2 separate regions of the Homo sapiens genome follow, and region 2 is linked to region 1. The links are chromatin loops, found by intact Hi-C in ENCODE. Cell type or tissue: ascending aorta. All regions are shown on one strand. Links, peaks and the distances in the headings refer to the core of each region. The heading gives the core; the rest is flanking DNA.

What was found. Peaks named below come from ENCODE experiments on the same cell type or tissue, not always from the same donor. Only the 100,000 strongest peaks of a DNase experiment are listed, where the experiment ranks them.
Region 2: a loop joins it to region 1, with 2.3 times the contacts of the local background. A loop is called at or near these places in 1 of 110 quality-filtered maps.

What each region holds. Positions count from the first base shown.
Region 1 is chr16:57,470,365-57,479,421 of GRCh38, forward strand. DOK4 (docking protein 4) reads right to left here. Exons shown (of 9, transcript NM_018110.5): 3 at 5,486-5,593; 4 at 5,142-5,256; 5 at 4,736-4,855; 6 at 4,429-4,618; 7 at 3,537-3,675; 8 at 3,249-3,372; 9 at 1,558-3,131. The coding sequence ends at 3,013. POLR2C (RNA polymerase II subunit C) reads left to right here. Exons shown (of 9, transcript NM_032940.3): 9 at 611-1,645. The coding sequence ends at 755. Among named protein-coding and RNA genes, the nearest start is that of DOK4, 12 kb to the right of the region's middle. RefSeq lists enhancers at 2,626-3,147, 3,148-3,668, 4,334-5,122. In ascending aorta, for the core only: a CTCF peak has its summit at 5,657; DNase peaks (open chromatin) are centred at 5,109 and 5,627; H3K4me3 peaks cover 455 bases; H3K27ac peaks cover 2,397 bases.
Region 2 is chr16:57,814,746-57,818,745 of GRCh38, forward strand. LOC388282 (a long non-coding RNA gene) reads left to right here. Exons shown (of 4, transcript NR_169553.1): 3 at 679-900; 4 at 1,475-2,207. It also overlaps a transcript of KIFC3 not described here. Among named protein-coding and RNA genes, the nearest start is that of KIFC3, 14 kb to the left of the region's middle. RefSeq lists an enhancer at 1,966-2,511. In ascending aorta, for the core only: no CTCF peak of the experiment used is centred there; a DNase peak (open chromatin) is centred at 1,716; H3K27ac peaks cover 1,760 bases.

The DNA of each region.
Region 1 (9,057 bases), core at 3,952-7,951:
GGTTGGACATGGGAAGGTGAAGTGTGGAAGAAGGGATGGTTTTGGTTCAGGCCGTGAGTTAGGCATTCCCTCTCCCCCACCTCGCAGTTCTCATAAGCTGAGGAGGGGCTGCTGACTGCTAAACTAGACCTGTGGTATGTGCACATCCCAGGGGCAGGTCGTCAGCCCCTTTTGGTCACTGACAAAGAGGACCCTCCATTTATCCAGGTGGTTCCTGTTCTGATTTTCAGCCCCCAAAGAAGAGATTCTTCAGGTCAACGCTAGGGGCAGAGATTTGGACCCAAGTTCCACAGGGTGACTGTGAAAGGTCTATCACTGGTCACTGCTCACTTGGTTTTCCACTCTCTCCTCAGGGGGCATGCATACATACAGAACTTTAGGATTTTCACAGGTACCTTATGAGGTAGTTGTAGCCTCCTTGAGGTTGTGCAAAGTGTGTTGAAACTACCCTATGTAAGAGGTTTTACATGAAAGGAAGTTAGCCCTGGCCCAAGGTCAAGTTCCATGTGGGAACAGAGCCAAGACCCGGAAGGAGGAAGGGTTGTCCATGGCCAGAGCTCGGGTCGGCCAGCCTGCCTCGCAGTGCACTCACTGGACTCTTGCCTCCTAGGTTTTACTACAATGTGGAGTCCTGTGGCTCTCTGCGTCCTGAAACCATTGTCCTGTCAGCCCTCTCAGGATTGAAGAAGAAACTGAGTGATTTACAAACTCAATTAAGCCACGAGATCCAGAGTGATGTGCTAACCATAAATTAACTGCAGCTTGCCTGCTTCAGCAAAAACGGAGATTCAGGCCAGCAGCTGGATATGGGGGTCTCTCTTCAGACTCTTCTCGTTTCTGAGAATCTAGTCTACTGTTGGTTGAGCTTCTTGGCAGGACATCAGTACCAACTAGAAGTGGGTCATAGATAGATTACCAGGGATGCAGTGGTGTTTAGGCAGGATAGGTCTTTACTGGCCCTGACTGCTGTTAATAATTGGCAGCAGTGCTCCCCAGATCCCAGAAGGTCCCTGCTGGAGTGTTTCCAGTGCACCTGTAGGGAACCAACTAGACTTCTCTCCTGGTTAGTCCAGCTCTTTACTCTAAACCCTTTCTGTCCAAAATGAGTCATTTTCAGTTGTACCTTAGATGTCTGGTGTTGAGGATCAAGTGCCATAGCCTTTATTCAGGGGGCCTATAAACCCTTCCAGTTCTTGCCCCAGGGCTGGCCTGCTAGCGCTTCAAATTCCCAGGTGTCCCTAATTTGAGAAGTAACCTTTTGGAATAGCATTAGACCCTGGCTGTCCCCTCCCCACCAAATAAACATGATATTTCATTCTCTGTCCAGCAGTCATGAACCCCTTCACCTCCAATGACCTGATCATTTAGTTTGGTGGGGGTGGGGGTGGGGGTGGGGGTGGAAGCAGCCGCAGGAGCAAGGGCCCCTCCCACATACACAGGAGGAGTATTTCATTTCTCCTTAATGAAGGCTCTGGCCCTAACCCCTCAGCACTGTCTCCAGATAGGAACATGCACAAAGCAGTTAATTAGGCAGCCTGGAGAAAACCAGAGATCCAGTACAGAAAGGAAAGGATATTTATTGATTAACAGAAGTTGTCTTTTTAAAAGTGTTTATTTTTGGCAATAAAGAGCACAACATAATCTCCTTCATGCGTCATCGTGCCACTTAGCTGAGCCAGCCAGCTCTGCCTCCCTCCCCAAAGACCTTTGGACCCCAGTTCCCCTCTACAGGCTAGCTCATCCCTCTGGGTGGTCATTCCCCGGGTCACGTTGAGAGCGAGGCTGACTGCACCACCTCCCTAGCTCAAGGGCTCCTTTGGGAGGGGCCGCGTGCTTTATCATCCTCCTGCCACAACTCAAATAGTGGTTATTTACAAGAAGGTCTGTTCCCACAAATCAGGACCCTAAAGTATTAAAAAACAAAACCCAAAAAACAACAAAAAACCCCACACAACCAAAAGTTTGACGTGAATAGAAAGATAGCCCTTCTGCATGGTAGTCAACAAATACCAGCACTAGAAAATCAATTGCTTTAATTGCATTGCAGCAGGGAGCCTCAGCACCATGTGGGGAGGAGGAAATGGGAAGGTCTTGGTTTCAGAGTGCTTTTGGCTGGCCAGAGGGTGGCCAAACAGGGCAAGGGGGCTCCCTCTGCTTGGGCATTGTCCACCCCTGGTCAGTGAGAGGGGGGCAGCAGGGGTGCTCCCCACGGCAGTCCTGCTGCGGCCTTCCCTCCTGGCCTATTCCTGGGGCAGGAACAAGCTCCAGCCTTCCTCCACATGGCTGAGGTAATCAGCACCCCTACCCCAGGGGCATCTTCCCAGCCTACAAAGCAGGAAGGAGCCTGTGCAGAAGTTACATTTTAAAACCAGATTTTCACCTGAGGCGTCAACCAGATGTCACCTCTGCTTAAAACTCCAACTGCAAGGCTGGCAAGCAGCACAGAGGAAGTGCAGATCCTTCCTGTGTCACTCCAGGCCCAGAGGAACTGAGAAGCCACCTGCTGTTCCGGCCCTTGGGCTGTCTGGGAAAAGCCAGCAGTCAGAGTGCCAGCCTCAAGCTCTGATTATCCCCCTCCTGTGGCCCTGGTAGTTCAAGCAGGTCCTGGCAGCAGGAGGGCTGTGCCATGGAGGATGGACACGACTGCACTCATACTCAAAAACAGCCTTGACCGTGGCCTGGTCATGGGATTAAAAAATTTGTGTGTATTGGTGGGGAAGGATGGGGTGAGGGTGAGGGGATCTCATTGATACAGAGTATGTCATAAGCCATATATATTAAAATCATTAACAGTATATAGTCCCACGGTAGCTCCAACCCCTCACACATGCTCAGGTGGTGTGGCCAGCCCTTTGCCTCAGTCCAGCCTCATCCTTGGGGGCAAGGAGGGGGCAGCTTGCTCCCTTTCTCCAGGCTCTTGGCCGACAGCCCCCTGAGGCTGTCCACGGTACACTGCAGCCAGCCCCGCAGCAGGCAGCCCCCAGCAGTCATCGGTGCTCGCCAGCACTGTGGTCACTGGGATGGGGTCTTGGCCTCACTGCTGTCCCCCTGGCTGGGCTTTGGCTTTAGCAGGATGAATCTGTTGAGGAGGTCTGTTTCCGAGCTGGCCTGGGCTGCCCCATACCCCTCACCTGTGGGCACAGAAGCAGGCTCAGAACTCAGAGCTAGGTCAAAAGACCCCTGCCCAATAGGCCTCATCCTCCACAAAGCCTCCTGGCAGGTGGGTGTGGGGCATGGAAGCGACTCACCAGCATAGCTGGAGGCTTCGGCGATGTTCTGGGAACCAGTGATGTGGTGCCAGTAGGCACTGCGCGGCAGCATGGTCGTGGGTGTGCAGGGATACGAGTAATGTTCCGTGCCCTTGTTCAGCAGCTGTGGGGCAAAGGAAGGGGTCACTCCCATTAGTGGCTTACAGTATCCCTGAGCAGCCACCCCAAGACCCTACCTGCCTCCACTGTGTACCCCAGGCACTTGGCCCTGCCTGCCCGCCCGTTCCCCCCTCCCCCCGTACCCTGGACTGATGCCCGCTGCCTCACCCTCACGTTCTTCTCCATTTCCAGCAGGACCCGCTTGTGCTGCTCTGCGATGGCCAGGGTGGCACTGTGGACGCGCTGGTAAATCTGCTCCCCCTCTTGTGTCTGGAAGGTATAGAGTCCTTCCCCAGCATCACACATCCTGGGGACACAGCACAGAGGGCAAGATGGTGGGGACCCACCACAGACATGCATGTGATTAGTTAGGCTCTCTTGCAACTGCAAGTTGTGGTTGCATTCCAGGCCGGGAGGACAGGTAGGGCTGTGGTCTGGGGGTCCGACCACACGGTGCAAATGTGCTGAGCATATTCTATACCAGCTGGTGCTTGAAATGCATTATAAGAATTAACCCATTCAGTTTTCTCTACCACCTCCCTCTGGTCTCTGTACCATTAATGGTTTCCTCATTGTTATGCATTTTCCCAAACCATTTTATAGATGAGGAAACTGAGGCATACAGAAGCTAAGTAACTCAACCAAGGTTCTGCAGAGGATTATATGGAATTTCAGTCTAGGCAGACTGACTCCAGAGTTCAAGTGAGGGGATACCCAGTCTTCACTATAATTCTAGGAGGTTAGGTACTTTATTATCCCCGAAACCCAGACTCAGATCCACAGTCACAGAAGTAGTAAGTGCCTGAACCTGCATTTGACTTAAGCCAAAGTAGTATATGATTTTTGGTAAATAGCTTCACTTGACCTGCATGCTGTGGGCAAGTTACTCCTCTAAGCCTCCATTTCATTTCTTCGTCTGTAAAATGGGAACATTACATTCCCCCTTGGGATTGCTAGGCCAATAAGTAAACCAAGCTCCTAGCACAGTGCCCAACACAGAGTGAATGGCAGCCACCATCACACCATAGTAGGACAGGGCTGGGAGGCGAGAGGGTCCTACCGGCCAGCCTCGAAGGTAAAGCGTGTGGCATCCCGGCCATAGCGGCGCAGTGAGCAGAGGGGCCACGAGACGAGCTTCACACGGGGGTTGTGGATGTCCCAGAGGTAGATGTTCTCGTGGGTGATCTGCAGCTTGCACTCGCCATACACGTCCAGGTTGGGGCAGGGCAGCAGGAAGACATTGAAGCGATCTGGAGTGGGGGAGGGTGGACAAGTGGGACCAGAGTTGCCCCAGATGGGGACTTCCTCCCTCCCTTCCTCTCTTCCTCCTCCCCCTCCCCACCCCCAGGGCCAGGGCCCGGCCTCACCTGTCTGTTCACACTGCACCCCTGGGGCCAGGAGGTCAGGTTCTCCCAGACTGATGTCGTTGAGGCGGGACCCCAGACACTCCACAGATAGTGTCTTGTACCACTCCTCTGCCTCTAGCTCTGAAGAAAATGCTACTTCATCATGCAGCTCCAGAGCCCGGTAGCCCACCCCGTCTGCCCAGCCTGACTTATGCCACCATGCACAGCAGGGAGGGTAAGGACAGTGGGTTCTGCCTGCCTGTCTTGCCTCAACCCTGAGGGCCTGCTCCCTGAAAGCACCCCCAACCCCACACACACCACACCACCATCTCCACCCAGGGTTAGCCCTGCTCTGCCCGCTCCTAGCTGGACCTCTGACCAAGACCACCCCAGGGGAGGCAGATGGAGGCCCATACTCGCGCCTCACCTGAGTCGCAGGTGAAGGTACGTGCCGAGTCATCAGTGAATATGATGGCCACCGCCTGCCGCTTGGTCTCCTTGGGGAGCCGCGTAACACACTTGACGTTGCTGATCTCAGTCACCTGGGACAGCATCCACAAGGGACTTAGCCAGGCCAGTGCATCTCTCTCTCTCTCTCTCTCTCTCTCTCTCTCTCTCCCTCCCTCCCTCTCTCCCCCCTCCTCCTTCTCTCTCCTCCTCTCCCTCTCTCCCCCTTTCTCCCCTCTCTCCCTCTCTCCCCTCTCTCCCTCTCTCTCTCTCCATCCCCCACAGCCCTGCCACTTGGGGGAGCTAGGGCCCAGGCCTCCTAACCTTGGGGCAGCCCCGGAGGCACACCGACTTCTCATCTGGATACTTCTCCAGCCGCTGGGGCCCCTTGCTGGAGGATTTCCGGAACACCAGCCAGCACCTCCGGTAGATCTGTGGAGCGAGATGACAGGGCTCAGGCCTCCCTGGACCACTCCCACCCCACCAGCATGGCCCTGCAGCCACCCCTGCCTGCCACAGGGGGCGGTGCCGCACAGCCTTCCCTGGAGCCCCAGCCTGGGGACACCGGGGGTGGGAGTCACCAGCAGTGTCACCTCCCTGGGAGAGAAGCCTCCTCCCCAAATTGAAAAGTCATTGACTTCTTGGCTGGCTCCAAAACGCTGTTCCACAAAGGGTGCTCTCCTGACCTGCCATGTACTGTGTGCACCGCTGAGTTTAGTGTGAGTAGCCAACGTTCCTGAGTGCTTCCTGCTCACACCTGTTATTAGCACTGTGCACAGTCTCAGGGCCACTCCTGAGATCAGTTCTGTTATCATCCCCATTTTATAGATGGGGAAAGGGAGGCATCAAAACACTAAGGAATGGTGATGCTGGTATTTGCAGCAGGCTGTCTAGATCCAGGGCAGACCCTCACAGCCCACTGCAGGATCTGGCCAGGGCTCAGGCAGTGCCAGCCACAACAGAGGGGTCTCCTGGGGATAGGGATTAGACCCTTCCCCCTGCCCACCTGTACATCCCCGTGCCCCTAGTTCTCTGAGTCAGGTGAGGGTCTTTACAAAGGTAACCCCCACTCTTGTCTCCTGGGGCTTTCACTCACCCTCTCTTTTCATTCTCTTACCAACCCTGAAATGTAAGGGGCCCTGCTCCAGCTGGGAACCCAAAGCTGTTTGAGGTAAAGGGGTGGAGCTAGGAATCTGAGGCTCCTCCCACAGCATGGTGCCTTCCCTCCTGGCCCTGGCCACTGCTGATGCCCCTGTACCTTAAACTACCTACATTCTCTGTAGCTTCAGGGACTCCCCCAAGGGGGTGGGGAGCAGAGGGGAGTGACCACTCTAGGATTGAAGGGACAGACTGGCCTATCATTCATGGGTGGTGGAGAGGGAGTTGGCCCCAGCCACCAGCCAGAGCTGCCCTTGCATGACCCCTCCCTCCTGCCTAGACTTTTTTCTGCCCAAAGTCTGTGGCTGGGGTTTACCTACTCCTTCCAGCGGGCATTCCAAAAGCCCGACAGAGCCTGTTCCCCAGGCATCTCTGGTGTTCCTCTTACTGGAAACAGTAGGGAGACTGAGTGGTGGCCGAGAGCACAGCAGAGGAGGCCAGGGGGCCTCTAGGCCCCACCCCTCCTCGGCCCTACTGTGCCATGCGTACACTAGGTCCTTGGCAGGCAGGGTCCCAGGGTGCAGTGGCCCTAGGCAGCCCCCATTTCAAGATACCACTCAGAGCCAGGCCATTTCTGGCTCCTATCTGGGACCCTAGGAGGCATGTCTGCTCCTGCACCCCTGACCCTGGCTTGGCCCCTGTCCTACCCACCTAAACCACAGCAGCCCTCAGCTCTCAGCTGCAGCGCTCCCTTAAGACAGACACTGAATTTTATCCACAGAATCCTCACTCATATCCTGGTAGCCTCATTAACAGCCATGCTAAACAAGTGAATGACCATATGAAGGAACCGTGAATGAATGGATGGATGAATGGATGGATGCTGCCGACCCAGATACACCCTGCCAGGGTGGGCTCCATGCAGCCCGCAGCATCAGGGGCAGAAGGCCTGGGGGCCTGAGCATGCCGGTTGCCTGGTTACAGGATACACATTCACAGCCCCAGGGAGCCACGCGCTCAAGAGCCCTCCTTCCCACTTCGCACAGGGCTTTGATCAGTGCTTCAGAAACACTCTGCCACAGCTCTGCCGCGGGAGAAAGGCCCTGGCAGGTAGGAGAGCCGGCTCCTGATCTCTTTCAGCCCCTCCCCCCTCACCTCTGTGGGCTGAGATGAGAATGGCTGCTGGGGAGGGACCACAGCCTCTCACACCAGGGGAAGTGAGGCTCCTGGCTTCAGAGGGAAGAGAATTCCCTGCATGGATAGGGCCTGGCTATGCCCCACCTCCCCATCCAGGCTGTGCCCACCTGTCAGCCACTCAGTCTCCCTCTGGAACAGGTTTGATACTGAGCCCAAGTGGCTGCCCTTGTGGCTGGTGCCTTCCTGGCACACTCTGCCCTGGGCAAGGCCTCAGCCCAGCTGGCCCCTGGGGACCTGCTAAGTCTGGGGCCATAGGAATGAGAAGTGATGTTAGAAGCGAAGCCTCTGCTTCCTTGGCCTCCCTACCTCAGCCTCAGCTTCTCTCTTTGTTCTGTGCTCCAAGTCAGTGGGCTGATCCCCCTTTCAGAGGAAGAGCAAAGTAGCCGATGGCTGCCAGGGCCCAGTCTCAACTAGGTTGAGCCCCAGGGCAGGGAGGCACAGGAGGGGAAGTGGGGCCAGAACCACCTTCTCCAAGACCAGCCCTGCTCTGTCTGGTACCCAGGTAGGGAAGCTGGGTGGCAGATCCCTCTCCCACTCCGCATGCCCCCCAACCCCACTCAGGCTGAGCCAGGGATCCTTGAGCAGCCTGAGCCGACCCGCCCCCTTCAAGGCAATGGGAGAGAGAAGGGAGAAGGGGACAGGAGTCCTGGGTCAAACACAAGACTTGGGTGACCTCAGTCACCAGGGCTGTCCTTCCTACAGGGGAAGGGGCAACTGCCAGACCTGTCTTTGGCAGGGGGGCCTGGCAGAGGAATAGAGGCAGCTCTCAGACAGCCTCGCCGAGATCATGAAGTTGATCCCCTCTGCTCCTGTCTTCTAGGGGGTCTTCACCAGTTGGGGGTCTACAGAGGGTAGGACAGGATGCATGCCCAGTAAGACCTCTTCTCTGTAGCCCCTCCAAGCCCCCAGTTCAGGGCCAAGCACCAAGCAAGCACAGAGTCACCCACCAACAACTTGGAGGGAAGCAGCCTGTCCCAGAGCACTGGACCATTCTGCCCAAAGTTCTCATTTGGAAACCACATAAATATCAGCTTCAGTGCCTCACACCACCCCGTCTCGCCCAGCCAACCACTCCCCTTTTCAAACACTTCTTTAACATTAAACTCGACAACCAAAAATTTACTAAATATCTGCACACGGAAAGCAGTCAGAAGCAAGGGGAGAGGATGACCTAAAAGAAAAGAGGCCAGGAGAGGTGAGGGGAGGCCGGGGGTGGGGGGCAAACGGAAGGGAGAGGAGGCCAGGGGAAGTGAGACGCTGCTTCTCAGCTCAGACACAGCCCGGCCTTGCCAGCCGCCCCTGCTGCTGCTGTGGTGACAACTTCAACAATAGCAGGGGAGCCGCCTGCCCATCGGTGGCCACCATTGCTGCCACTACCACCACCACTGGCCCAGCTGTTGGGATGCCAGCCAGCCCTCTGGGGCGGGGGCTGCAGCAGGCAGAACCCAGCCCAGGCACATGCCAGGCAGCACGCTGGCGAGGAGCCCCGAGACCACAGATGCACGATGCCCGGCAGCCGGAGGGCAGCCGCGTGCCCCACGCGCCATGCCTCCAAGCCTGGGACCGAGTCCTCGGGCCCCCATCCCTTGGCAGGGCCCCTC
Region 2 (4,000 bases), core at 1-4,000, 340 kb after region 1:
GTCCCAAGTAGCTGGGACTACAGGCATGCACCAACACACCCAGTTGTTTGTATTTTAGTAGAGATGGTGTTTCACCATGTTGCCCAGGCTGATCTTGAACTCCTGAGCTCAAGCAATCCACGAACCTCGGCCTCCCAAAGTGCTAGGATTACAGGTGTGAGCCACCATGCCTGGCCTATTATTGCCATTCTTTTGTCCGCTATAAAACCTAGTGCACAGCAGACACTCAAACTCAGCAAAATTCAAATATGGCTGGAACTGAAACCAGCCTTAGGTAGGAAGGAATTTCAGAAACAGAGTTCTGCACATGCTCTAGGACACGCAGGCCTGGCCCTGTCCAGGCTGGGGTGATACCATCTTTGGAGGCTGATGCTGGCAGTCTGTTGTGGCTGGGAACTTGGGGTGACCTCCTTTTGCTTCTCACATCAGCCCTGTCTCTACCCACAGAAACAGACTCTGCCCAAACAAGTCCTGCAATGCACAGAGCCCGGTGGCAAACAAGCCACCTGGATAAATGGTGCCCAAGGCTGTGGGGGTCCTGGGAGGCTGACTGGAGGCAGAATTGTGCTCATTTGTAACCAGAGTAGCTCCGGGTTGCTTCTGTTAGCTCAAGGCCACAGGTACATCTCTGTGCTTAGAGATCCACACCGCACCCCACCACCGCCACGTGTTTTCTAGGATCCCCTCCAAGCATTTTCCAAAGCCCGAGGGGCTGCTTACAAGACTCTGCCCATCACCCCCAACCTGGCTGATCTGGGACCACATCAGCACCTGGCCTGACTCTTCTACCAGGATGCCCTCCAAGACCAACACTGATGCCTTAGTCACCCTCACCAGGGAGGCTGGGGGTGCCCCCACATGGCTGCTGCACCTGATGTTGGAAACGGAGGCTCCAAAAACGTAAGTGAAGTGGGTATTCCTGCTAAACACTCCACTCGGGGCCTGGGAGAAGGGGAGCAAATATCTGTCTACTCCCTCAACTCCACCCAGCCATGGCTTGTCCCACGGCCAAGTTGCCTGGGTCCTTGGGATCACCAACTTCTTCTGACTCTCTACACACACACCCCCAAACACCCCCAGACTCCTTTCCTGCCACTCCCCCACCTCAGGCACACATGCAGTGCTTGGTGCCTGGGTTAAGTCTGTGCCCTGTGGCGAGTGCTGCCCGGATACCCCGGGGTCCATTTGAGGATGAACTCGGCTGGGTCACCCCTGCTACAAACAGGCTTTTACATTCTTGAACTTCACCTGGGGTGAGGGTCTTCAGGAGTGCTGTCCCTTTTCCTCCTGAGGCCTCCTTGGTCCTGATGTTAGTGAGTGGCCATCCACGTACCCACAGGAAGGATGTGGTCAAATCCTCTTACCAGTGGCTCTGAACCATTTGACCTGCTACCTGAGCTGCTGGGGAGAGGAAAGGGGAGGGTGCTCCCACTTCTAATAGTTCATCAAGTTCTCACAACATCCCCATTCACAGGTGAGAAAACCGAGGCCCGGAAAGTGTCAACCCAAATCACGACACTCCTTGCCCCAAACCCAGAAGCCTGAGGAAGTAAGGAAGTGCGGTGGGATCTGTCTTCCCGTGTGTCTTCAGGATCCTGGGGCCTGCCCCTCCTGGCTTCCTCTTGAGGAAGGCCTCAGAAGACCCGCCTTTGGTCACAGGACAGAAGCTGGGCCAAGAGGCAAAGGTTTTGGCCGCCACAGGGGAAACTCTGGGCTCAGAGCTGCCGAAGTGACTCACGGGCCCTGCTGGGAAGCAGCTGACGTTCCTTGTCTGCGCCTTACAAAACCACACGGGCTGCGAGTGACAGCTGGCTGCTCTGAGTGGCGGAGGAATGTTGTTGCCAGACAGGTTCCTGAGGCATCTGCTGAGCTGTGCTCCAGAAACCAGCCCTGGGCAGCTGCCACACCAGGCAGCCTCCACCCCTCCCCACAACCAGGAGTCTTGGAGGGCACCCCCACCAACCTCAACAGAACTCTCCCCTCAGGGATCCGTGGAAGTCAGCCACTGCCACAGGGACAGCCACCCCTTCCAGGCAGGAGCTCATGGGAAACCAAGACCAGGGAACCCATCCCACCCCCAGTAAGACTTGAGGCCAGGGAGGTTGGAGGGGTCTCCCTGTGACCAAATCTGTGGCCATCACAACCGACCTTGAACCATAATACTAAGAATGATAACAATAATAATCACAGCTAACCCTTCACACTCACTACATGCCGGGCACCATGGCATGGAGCACTTTTTCTGAATTATCACATGCATTCATTTCCTGGGGCTGCCGTCGCAAACTGCCACAAACTGCATGGCTTAAAACAACAAAAACGTATTCTCTCGGCCAGGCGTGGTGGCTCACGCCTGTAATCCCAGCACTTTGGGAGGCTGAGGCGGGCAGATAACCTGAGGTCAGGAGTTTGAGAGCAGCCTGGCCAACATGGCGAAACCCTGTCTCTACTAAAAATACAGAAATTAGCCGGGCATGGTGGTAGGAGCCTGTAGTCCCAGCTACTCAGGAGGCTGAGGCAGGAGAATCGTTTGAACCCAGGAGGTAGAGGTTGCAATAAGCTGAGATCGCACCATTGCACTCCAGCCTGGGTGACAGAGAGAGACTCTGTCTCAACAGAAAAAAAAAAAGAGAAGAAAGAAAAGAAAAAGAAAAAGGACTGTATTCTCTTACAGCTCTAGAGGCCAGAAATCCAAACCCATGGTGTCAGTGGGGCCACACTCCTCCTGAAGGCCTAGGAGAGAATCCTTCTTTTCCTCTTCCAGCTTCTGCTGGAGGCGGGCGATCTTCAGTGCACCTCGGCTTATGGGCATGTCACACCAGTCTCTTTCCACCTGCACATGGTGTTCTCTCTGTTTATCTGTCTCTGTGTCCAAATCTCCCTCTTCTTAGGAGGACACCAGTCATATTGGACTTAAGGCCTACGCTAATCCAGTATGACCTCTGCATACCTCTGCAAAGGCCCAAAAAGGTTCCAAATAAGGTCATATTCCCAGGGTTCCAGGTGGATATAAATTTGGGGGAACATTATTCAACTCAATACACCATGTGTAATCTTCTTAATAAGACTGATATTGCTTTTATCCTCATCTTACAGATAAGAGGCTCAGAGAGGTTAAGCAACTTGCCAGAAATCACCCAGCCTCTGATTCTAGAATCCACACTACATTGTCTCACCCATCACCATCATCATCACCATCTCCTCACAGAAGCTTAGCATTTCATCACTTACAAAGCTTCTCCTGGCCATTGTCACATTTTCTTTCTTTCTTTTTTTTTTTTTTTGTTCTTTTCTATGTTTTGAGACAGAGTCTCACTTTTTTGCCCAGGCTGGAGTGCAGTGGCGTGATCTCTGCTCACTGCACCCTCCACCTCTATCTTTAGTAGAGATGGAATTTCACCATGTTGGCCAGGCTGGTCTCGAACTCCTGACCCCAAGTGGTCTGCCTGCCTTAGCTTCCCAAAGTGCTGGGATTACAGGCATGAGCCACCATGCCTGGTCTATTGTTACATTTTCTTCTTGCCAACAAAACCTTGAGGGGCTTGGGAAACAGTTGGTAAGGAAACAGTGGGTTCCATTAATTAACGTATCCATGGTCATATAGCTAACAAGAGGAAGGTCTTTTTGGTTTTCTTTTGAGAATGGATATCCCTCTGTCACCCAGGCTGGAGTACAGTGGCACAATCACAGCTCACTGCAGTGTTGACCTCCCAGGCTCAAGTGATCCTCCCACCTCAGCCTCTCCAATAGCGGGGATTATAGGCATGTGCTACGAAGCCCAGCTAATTTACTTTTTTGTGGAGACTGGATCTCACTATGTTGCCCAGTCTGGTCTCAAACTCCTGGGCTCAAGGGATCCTCCTGCCTCGGCCTCCCAAAGTGCTGGGATTATAGGTGTGAACCACCAGCCTGGCTGAGTGGCAGGTCTTTTGACCCCCAGATCCAGTATACTGCACTATGTAGGCTCCAAATGGAGACCTCGTGGGAACGTTCCAAGGCT